Linked DNA regions of Homo sapiens: regions 2 and 3 are each linked to region 1. Evidence: read pairs that join two places in POLR2A ChIA-PET (ENCODE). Cell type or tissue: PC-9. All regions are shown on one strand.

The links. ChIA-PET counts read pairs that join two places held together with the same protein. Peaks named below come from ENCODE experiments on the same cell type or tissue, not always from the same donor. Only the 100,000 strongest peaks of a DNase experiment are listed, where the experiment ranks them.
Region 2: POLR2A ChIA-PET joins it to region 1 with 6 read pairs; 2 of 35 experiments call an interaction of 5 or more read pairs at or near these places.
Region 3: POLR2A ChIA-PET joins it to region 1 with 5 read pairs; 3 of 35 experiments call an interaction of 5 or more read pairs at or near these places.

Annotation. Positions count from the first base shown.
Region 1 is chr12:1,129,370-1,131,869 of GRCh38, forward strand. All of the region lies in intron 7 of ERC1 (ELKS/RAB6-interacting/CAST family member 1), which reads left to right. LOC124902857 (a long non-coding RNA gene) reads right to left here and starts at 106. Exons shown (of 3, transcript XR_007063157.1): 1 at 11-106. In PC-9, no CTCF peak of the experiment used is centred here; DNase peaks (open chromatin) are centred at 1,072 and 1,362; H3K4me3 peaks cover 1,259 bases; H3K27ac peaks cover 2,175 bases.
Region 2 is chr12:1,539,795-1,542,294 of GRCh38, forward strand. No RefSeq gene overlaps it. Among named protein-coding and RNA genes, the nearest start is that of LINC00942, 41 kb to the left of the region's middle. In PC-9, no CTCF peak of the experiment used is centred here; DNase peaks (open chromatin) are centred at 1,157 and 2,026.
Region 3 is chr12:1,196,509-1,199,008 of GRCh38, forward strand. The region is part of intron 12 of ERC1 (ELKS/RAB6-interacting/CAST family member 1); the gene reads left to right. Among named protein-coding and RNA genes, the nearest start is that of ERC1, 210 kb to the left of the region's middle. In PC-9, no CTCF peak of the experiment used is centred here; DNase peaks (open chromatin) are centred at 883 and 1,293; H3K27ac peaks cover 1,138 bases.

The DNA.
Region 1 (2,500 bases):
AAAAACTTACCAGGTGTGGTGTGTACATGTAGTCCTGGCTACTCAGAAGTCGAAGGCGAGAGTATCCCTTGACCTTAGCTAAGGGCTTCAGGGCAGTAGTGAGCTATGATTGTGCCACTGCACTCCAGCTTGGGCAATAGAGCGAGACCCTGTCTCTAAAAAAGAAAACAACCTGCTGGGGAGAAAAAATACATTACGTGTAAAGGATTAACAATTAGGCCAACATCAGACTTTTCAGTTGCCACAACAGTAGTGAGAATATGGTAGCGTAAAATCTTCAAAGTTTAGTGAAAAACATTGGCAACTCAGAATTCTGTACCAAGCTGAACTCTCATCATTCTTCAGTAAAGATAGAAGAAAGACTTTTACTTTCAGATTAATACAAATGAGAGTTTACTACCCAGGATCCCTATGGAAACAACTGTTAAAAGATGTATGTTAGAAAGAAGAAAAGAATGAGATGCAAGAAAAAAAAACAGGAGATGAAAAGGCATTAATGTAACAGGAGAAACTAATCTAATATCAATATAATAGTATGGCATAGACCTTACAGTAATAGTGCCGTTACAGCCAAAACTCGCAAATCAATTGAGGTTTATTCAGTAAAGGTGAGGAATTTCAGAGAAAGATCACAAAAGGAAGAGCTTGTCTGTTGCTTCTCCTTGTTGGTATAATGTTGCTAAATAATACAGCAGGTGGAATTCTGCATCTAGATTGTTTCTATCTTCCCTGTCAAGAGCATAGGAATGAAATAAATGGAATATATATTTCTACAGTGGCAAAATGAAAATGAAGCTCAAGGTGTGTGAAGACAGAAATTGTAAGAAAGCGTAAAGACCTCTGCAATGGCCAGGCAGAGTGACTCATGCCTATAATTCCAGCACTTTGGAAGGCCGAGACAGGAGGATCACTTGAGCCCAGGAGGGTTTTCACATAGAGAAAGCTATAAGGAATTCTCCCTTTCTGTGAGGGTTTTCACATAGAGTTATAAGGCTTTGTTGATCTTAGTTCTGATACCAGAACGAGGAAGTGTTATGTTATGTGTTGGCTTAAGGGGTCAAAGTAGGTTGGCTGACTGCCATGCTTTATCAGGTTTGCAGAGGCCAAGAGTTCCTTGGGGCTGCATACCTGAATAGCACTTATTGCAGTATACTTTGTGTAGCCAATACTGTGTCTTCTTTGTCTGCTATGAGTTTTCAAGGGAAAATGAGTGAAGGTATCAACATTAATTTTTCAGAATATAAATTTGCGAAACGTATAGTCTTTTTTTTTTTTTAAACTATGTACTGTGGAATGACTCATTTCTACCTTGACTATTTTGATATCTGAGCTTTTCATCTTTTTGTCAAGTATGGGGTATCAAACAGAGCACAATTGCAGTTTGTTGAAACAGTACTCTAAAACAGTTTACTTCCGTGTGGTCTGTAATGCTGTCAGTCCCATGGCTCAGTGCCCTTCACGTAGCATTCAGCCTCCCATCTAGGTGGGAACAATGGGAAATGCAGTCATAGGATATATCATTTAGAGTGGACTTGAGCAAGTTACTTAATTAGTTTGGGCCTTGATTTTTCTCAGCTTTAAAGTTGGGAGTTTAAATTCAGTTATTTAACTGTTAAAAAAATTTATGAAGTACTGTGGAATACAGGAAAATTGTAGAAAATATAATAGATACCAGTCAGATTTAACATACATTAAAATAAAGAATTCTTAAAAATGTCTCATTCTAAACTAATCAATGGAAGATGTGGTTTAAATAAAAGTTATTAGAATTTTAGGTTTTTAGAACTAGTTGGGGCCAGGAATAAAGATTTGGAAGCTGTGGAGGTGGTGGTGAAAGCCTTAGAATTGGATTAGTTTCTCCAGAGGAGGTTCCATGCAGTGAGATGTGAGGAGGAGGAAATGACAGAGGATGGAGAACACTGAAAAGGTGTGATCACAGAGTTAGAAAGGAAAAGTGTCATGTTGGCAAAGCCAAGAGGGGAATGATAGGAAACAAGCCACATATCCATGCAACTAATTATTACTACTAATTTGCCTTTAGATAGATCTGTTTATTGATTTAAAACAAAGGAAAGTTAAGGTACGTTGAGAGAATTGGTTTTTTTTAATTGAGGCAGAGTCTCTCTCTGTCACCCAGGCTGGAGTGCAGTGGCACAATCTTGGCACACTGCAAGCTCCACCTCCCGGGTTCGCACCATTCTCCTGCCTTAGCCTCCCGAGTAGCTGGGATTACAGGTGCCCACCACCACACCCAGCTAATTTTTTTGTATTTTTTTTAGTAGAGATGGGGTTTCACCCTGTTAGCCAGGATGGTCTCGATCTCCTGACCTTGTGATCCGCCCCCTTGGCCTCCCAAAGTGCTGGGATTACAGGTGTGAGCCACCGCGCCCAGCCAGAATTAATTGTTTTTTGATCAGAAGTGAGAGGCCAAAACAGTAGGGTAGCCATTTTCTGTTCACTTCCATTGGTAGAGAAAACCTTGTAGACAAAAGCCTTCTGT
Region 2 (2,500 bases), 410 kb after region 1:
TGATAATTTTGTGAATTAGGGCAATGCCTAACATGTATCATGTACTTAGTCAATGTTAGGTCCCACTTTAACACTTCATTGAAAAAAAGTAAAAGTGTCAAGAAATTGACACCTAGATTCTGAAATACCTTGTCGGAATTTAGGCAGAAGATCAGAGTGTTTTATAATTTGGTTTATTTTGATGATTGAGGAGACAAAGGAGACCTGAGAATTCACTTCCATGACAGCTGCTTTTACCGAAGACCTGTTGAGAGGTCTGCAGCTCCAGGCTCTTGGACTTTTCCTGGACAGTCCTCCCAACCAAGAGGTGGGTTCCTGGATGGCAGGAGTGATGTCCTCCTTGTCTGGGCTCCTCTCTCCTCACTGATAATCCCACCACTCGGCGTTGCTGCTGCTCAGCCATATTGACACGTTAATGAGCTAGTGACTTCTAAACAGGTTATCCTCCCCGGTTCAAGAAATCCAGCCATAATTACCATGTTTCATCGATATTAAGATGCATTTCAACATATCTGAGGTCAGAATGCATCTCAGAATCAATATTGTATGACAGTTTGATGACAAGTACTTTTCTTTCTTGGTGGTACAAAATAATGGTGCATTCTAGAATCAGTAGCATCTTAGGTTTGGTGAAATAAGGTAATTGATCACTGTTTACTAAGGGGACCTGTTGTCATTTCCTGGTGCCTAACTTGGTGTTCACTTGGAAATGCACTTTTGTATTTTGCCAAACAGAATATTTGTTTCCTGTCACCTTCAAGTTGAACATCTATTAACCATGTTAAAATTGAGAGAGGAAATTCTAGGCAAAAACTGGACGTCCCATGGACCCTGGACCCTGATGCTTGAGCCTGCTGGGCTGCTCGTGGCCACCTGGGAATCAGCAGTCCAGGATTTCTGCCCTTGCATTGCTGAGAATCTTGAGCAAATGTGCTCATCACTGCCAGTCTCCCTCTTCTCATTGGTACATGGAGTCACAGTGTAACCCCTTCCTATCTCATAGAACCGCTAGGGTCAAGCGACATGGCGTGTAGGGAAGTGCTTTATACCCAACGGTAAGAACAACGAAGTGCTGTTCCTACCTGATACGCAGAAGGGAACTGTGACCCAAAGACTTGTTTAAATTCACTGACAAAGCACAGCTCCAGGTGACTCAGTGTTGATTCATACCTGGCACTTGTCTTCTTATTTGTCTATTTCTAGGAGAGAGACTTTGAAATTATAGAAACTTGTCTGGTGAGATGAAATAGTATCCCAAAGGATCAAAAAGAAGTTACATCCTAGAAGTAGAATGCAAGCTTTTTTTTTTCTTTTTTCATTTTATGCTTTCCTGTTTCACTGCCTTGGCACTGGAAAATATGGGGTAAAATGTTGTTAACATTAACACAAATATATTTATCATGAAGAGTAAATCTAATCTCTTATGTACAGTGTTTTAAAAAAATCAAGTTCTGGCCAGGCGCAGTGTTTCACGCCTGTAATCCCAGCACTTTGGGAGGCCGAGGTGGGCGGATCAGGAGGTCAAGAGATCGAGACCATTCTGGCTAACATGGTGAAACCCCGTCTCTACTAAAAATACAAAATTAGCTGGGTGTGGTGGCGCGTGCCTGTAGTCCCAGCTACTTGTGAGGCTGAGGCAGAAGAATCGCTGAAACCCGGGAGGCGGAGGTTGCAGTGAGCCAAGATCGCGCCAGTGCACTCCGGCCTAGCGACAGAGCGAGACTCCGTCTCAAAAAAAAAAAACAAAAAATTAAGTTCTGCAGTGCAACAGGTGCTGGCTCAACCCTCGCCCCAAAACCTCATGGCAGTGTGACCAGCACACACAGGTGACCTTGAGGCAAGTCAGCCAAACTTGCTTGACCTCAGTTTCCTCACCTGCTAAAATCTTAAAAAGCTGTTGTGAGGATGACATGAAATGAATAGAAAGCACTTACGTTATAAATGCATGCAGAGCCTTGCACTTAGAAAGCACCAGAAAATGTTGGCTCTAATTATGCTTCTGAACAACCACAAAACGCGCTATTGTGCAATTGCCAGTGACTGGTTCTGCCGACAGAATCAAAAGCTTGGTTGTGTCTGGGAGGAAGGAATGAAGTGGTGTTATTTTCATACTTAATGCTGGCGTTAATAAGCTACACACACATGTCAATTTAACAGTAGTCTGACCTAAATAATATTGCATTTTCGACACATACAGCATGTTATACAGTAACCAAATCAAGAATCCTGGTCGAAACCTTACCAAACAGCTTTAAAATATTTCCTTTCAAATGAGATTCTTGAAGTTCACTGTTACCCACTCCATGTGCTGAAGTCTTAAGCAGCATCCTACTTTTATGCTTAAAAGCCTAGGAGACATGGCCGGGCATGGTGGCTCACACTTGCAATCCTAGCACTTTGAGAGGCCAAGGTGGGTGGATCACCTGGGGTCAGGAGTTCGAGACCAGCCTGGCCAACATAGTGAAACCCTGTCTCTACTAAAAATACAAAAATTAGCCTA
Region 3 (2,500 bases), 67 kb after region 1:
TTTTTGACAGAATCTCACTCTGTTGCTCAGGCTGGAGTGTAGTGGCGTGATGACAGCTCACTATAGCCTAGACCTCCCAGCCTCAAGCGATCCTCCCACCTCCGTGTCTTGAGTAGGTGGGACCACAGGCACACACCACCATGCCCAGCTAACTGCTTAATTTTTTTGTAGGGCTGGTGCCTCACTATGCTGTCTAGGCTGGTCTTGAACTCCTGGGCTCAAGTGATCCCCTTGGCCTCCCAAAGTGCTGGGATTACAGGCATGAGCCACCACACCTGGTGCATGTGCGCACGCTATTTCTCTCTCTCTCTCTCTCTCTCTCTGTCTGTCTCTCTGTCTGTCTCTCTCTCACTCTCTCTCTCTCTCTCTCTGTCTGTCTGTCTCTCTCTGTCTCTCTACACACACACACACACACACACACACACACACACACACACACACACACACACACACATATATATATATATATTTTTTTTTTTTTTTTTTTTTTAAGACAGATTTTCCCTCTGTCACCCAGGCTGGAGTGCAATGGTATGATCTCAGCTCACTGCAACCTCCACCTCCCGGGCTCAAGCGATTCTTGTGCGTCAGCCTTCCGAGTAGCTGGGAATACAGGCATACACCACCATGCCCAGCTAATTTTTGTATTTTCAGTAGAGATGGGGTTTCACCATCTTAACCAGGATGGTCTCGAACTCCTGGCCTCAAGTGATCCGCCTGCCTTGGCCTCCCAAAGTGCTGGGGTTACAGGGATGAACCATTGTGCCTGGCCTAGATTTTTGTTATACAGATGTTTGAGGTTAAACAACTGGTCCTGCATTACATAAGTAGGTAGCAGAGTCATGCCTAACAATTCCAGTGTCTGTCTCTCCTTCCTGAAAAGAAATCCTTTTCAGGTGTTCAGTTTTCATTAATGACCTCACCTCCTAGAAGAGGAGGCTGTAGACAGCTAGATGATTCAGAGTCTGTTCACTTGAGGATCTTACTGAGGCCAGAGTCTTTCCCACATGCTGGAATGCCCACTTACAGGACAGGTACTGCATAACTGGCATGTGGGTTGTTTTGCTGCTAGGGGCCAGTTTTTCTACACATGTGCTTTTTAATGCTTCTCTCAGTCTGGACTCAGTTAAGGGATACGTCTGGCTCAAAGAGACTAAGACTCCATCAATACAGAAGCTATTGTCATTTCATTTATAGATTATGCTAGCATTGGCGTTTATCTATAGCTTGTCTAATAGCTAGAAATTCCAGTGATGAAATTTTAGTTCCTTAAGGTCTGGTTGAGCTCTACTGGAAGGTATCACTTAACATACCACAGAGGCTGGTCATCCCAGTTATCATGTGCCCAGAATGTAGTAGTATCAGAAAGAAAGGACTTGTTGAACTTTGGACTATTTTTTTTGTTTTGTTTTGTTTTGTTTTTGTTGCTTTTTTTTTTTGAGGCAGGGTCTCTCTCATCCAGGGTGGAGTGCAGTGGCACTATCACGGCTCACTGCAGCCTTAACCTCTTGGGCTCAGGTGATCCGCCCACCTCAACCTCCTGGGTAGCTGAGACTAGAGGTGCATGCCACCATGCCCAACTAATTTTTGTATTTTTTTTGTAGAGATGGGTTTTTGCCAGATAGCCTAGGCTGGTCTCGAACTCCTGGGCTCAAGTGATCCATCTGCCTCTGCATCCCAAAGTGATACGATTACAGAGGTGAGCCACTGCAGCCAGCCCTGAAATTTGGACTCTTAAGTCTTTGGTCTTTCCATGTTCGAAGCCAATATTAAATGATAGTAGCTTGGGAGGTTATTTGGTTGGAAGGCTAATAAGTAATTTTGGATCCTAAACTATTAATACTAATTTCAGGTCCTCCAACTCTAGTAGAGAGATACAGAATACAGAGGGAAAACCAAAATATTGCACTGCTACAATTATTCTGAGAAAGATAGAACTGGAGATCAGTTTTGTTGTTCGTATATACATAAAATTCTTAGGGCTAGCCTTGTGAGTAGTTATGATGGAGGTAACTTTGTTTTTCTATTTTGTGGTGGTTAATTTTATCTTCTTTGCTAACCATCTTTTCCATACCTCATTGTATTAGTTCGTTCTCATGCTGCTATAAAGACATACTTGAGACTGGGTAATTTATAAAGAAAATAGTTTTAATTGGCTCATGTTTCTGCGGGCTGTACAGGCTTCTGCTTCTGGAGTAGCCTCAGGAAACTTACAGTCATAGCAGAAGGTGAAGGGGAAGCAGGCACATTTACATGGCCGGCAGGAGAGAGAGAGCCAGCAAAGGGGGAGGTGCCACACACTTTCAAACAACCAGATCTTGTGAGAACTCTGTCACAAGACAGCACTAGGGGGATGGTGCTAAACCATGACAAACCACCGTCATGATCCAGTCACTTCCCACCAGGCCCCACCTCCAACACTGGGGATCACAGTTCAACATGAGATTTGGGTGGGGACAAACCACCGTCATGACCCAGTCACTTCCCACCAGGCCCTACC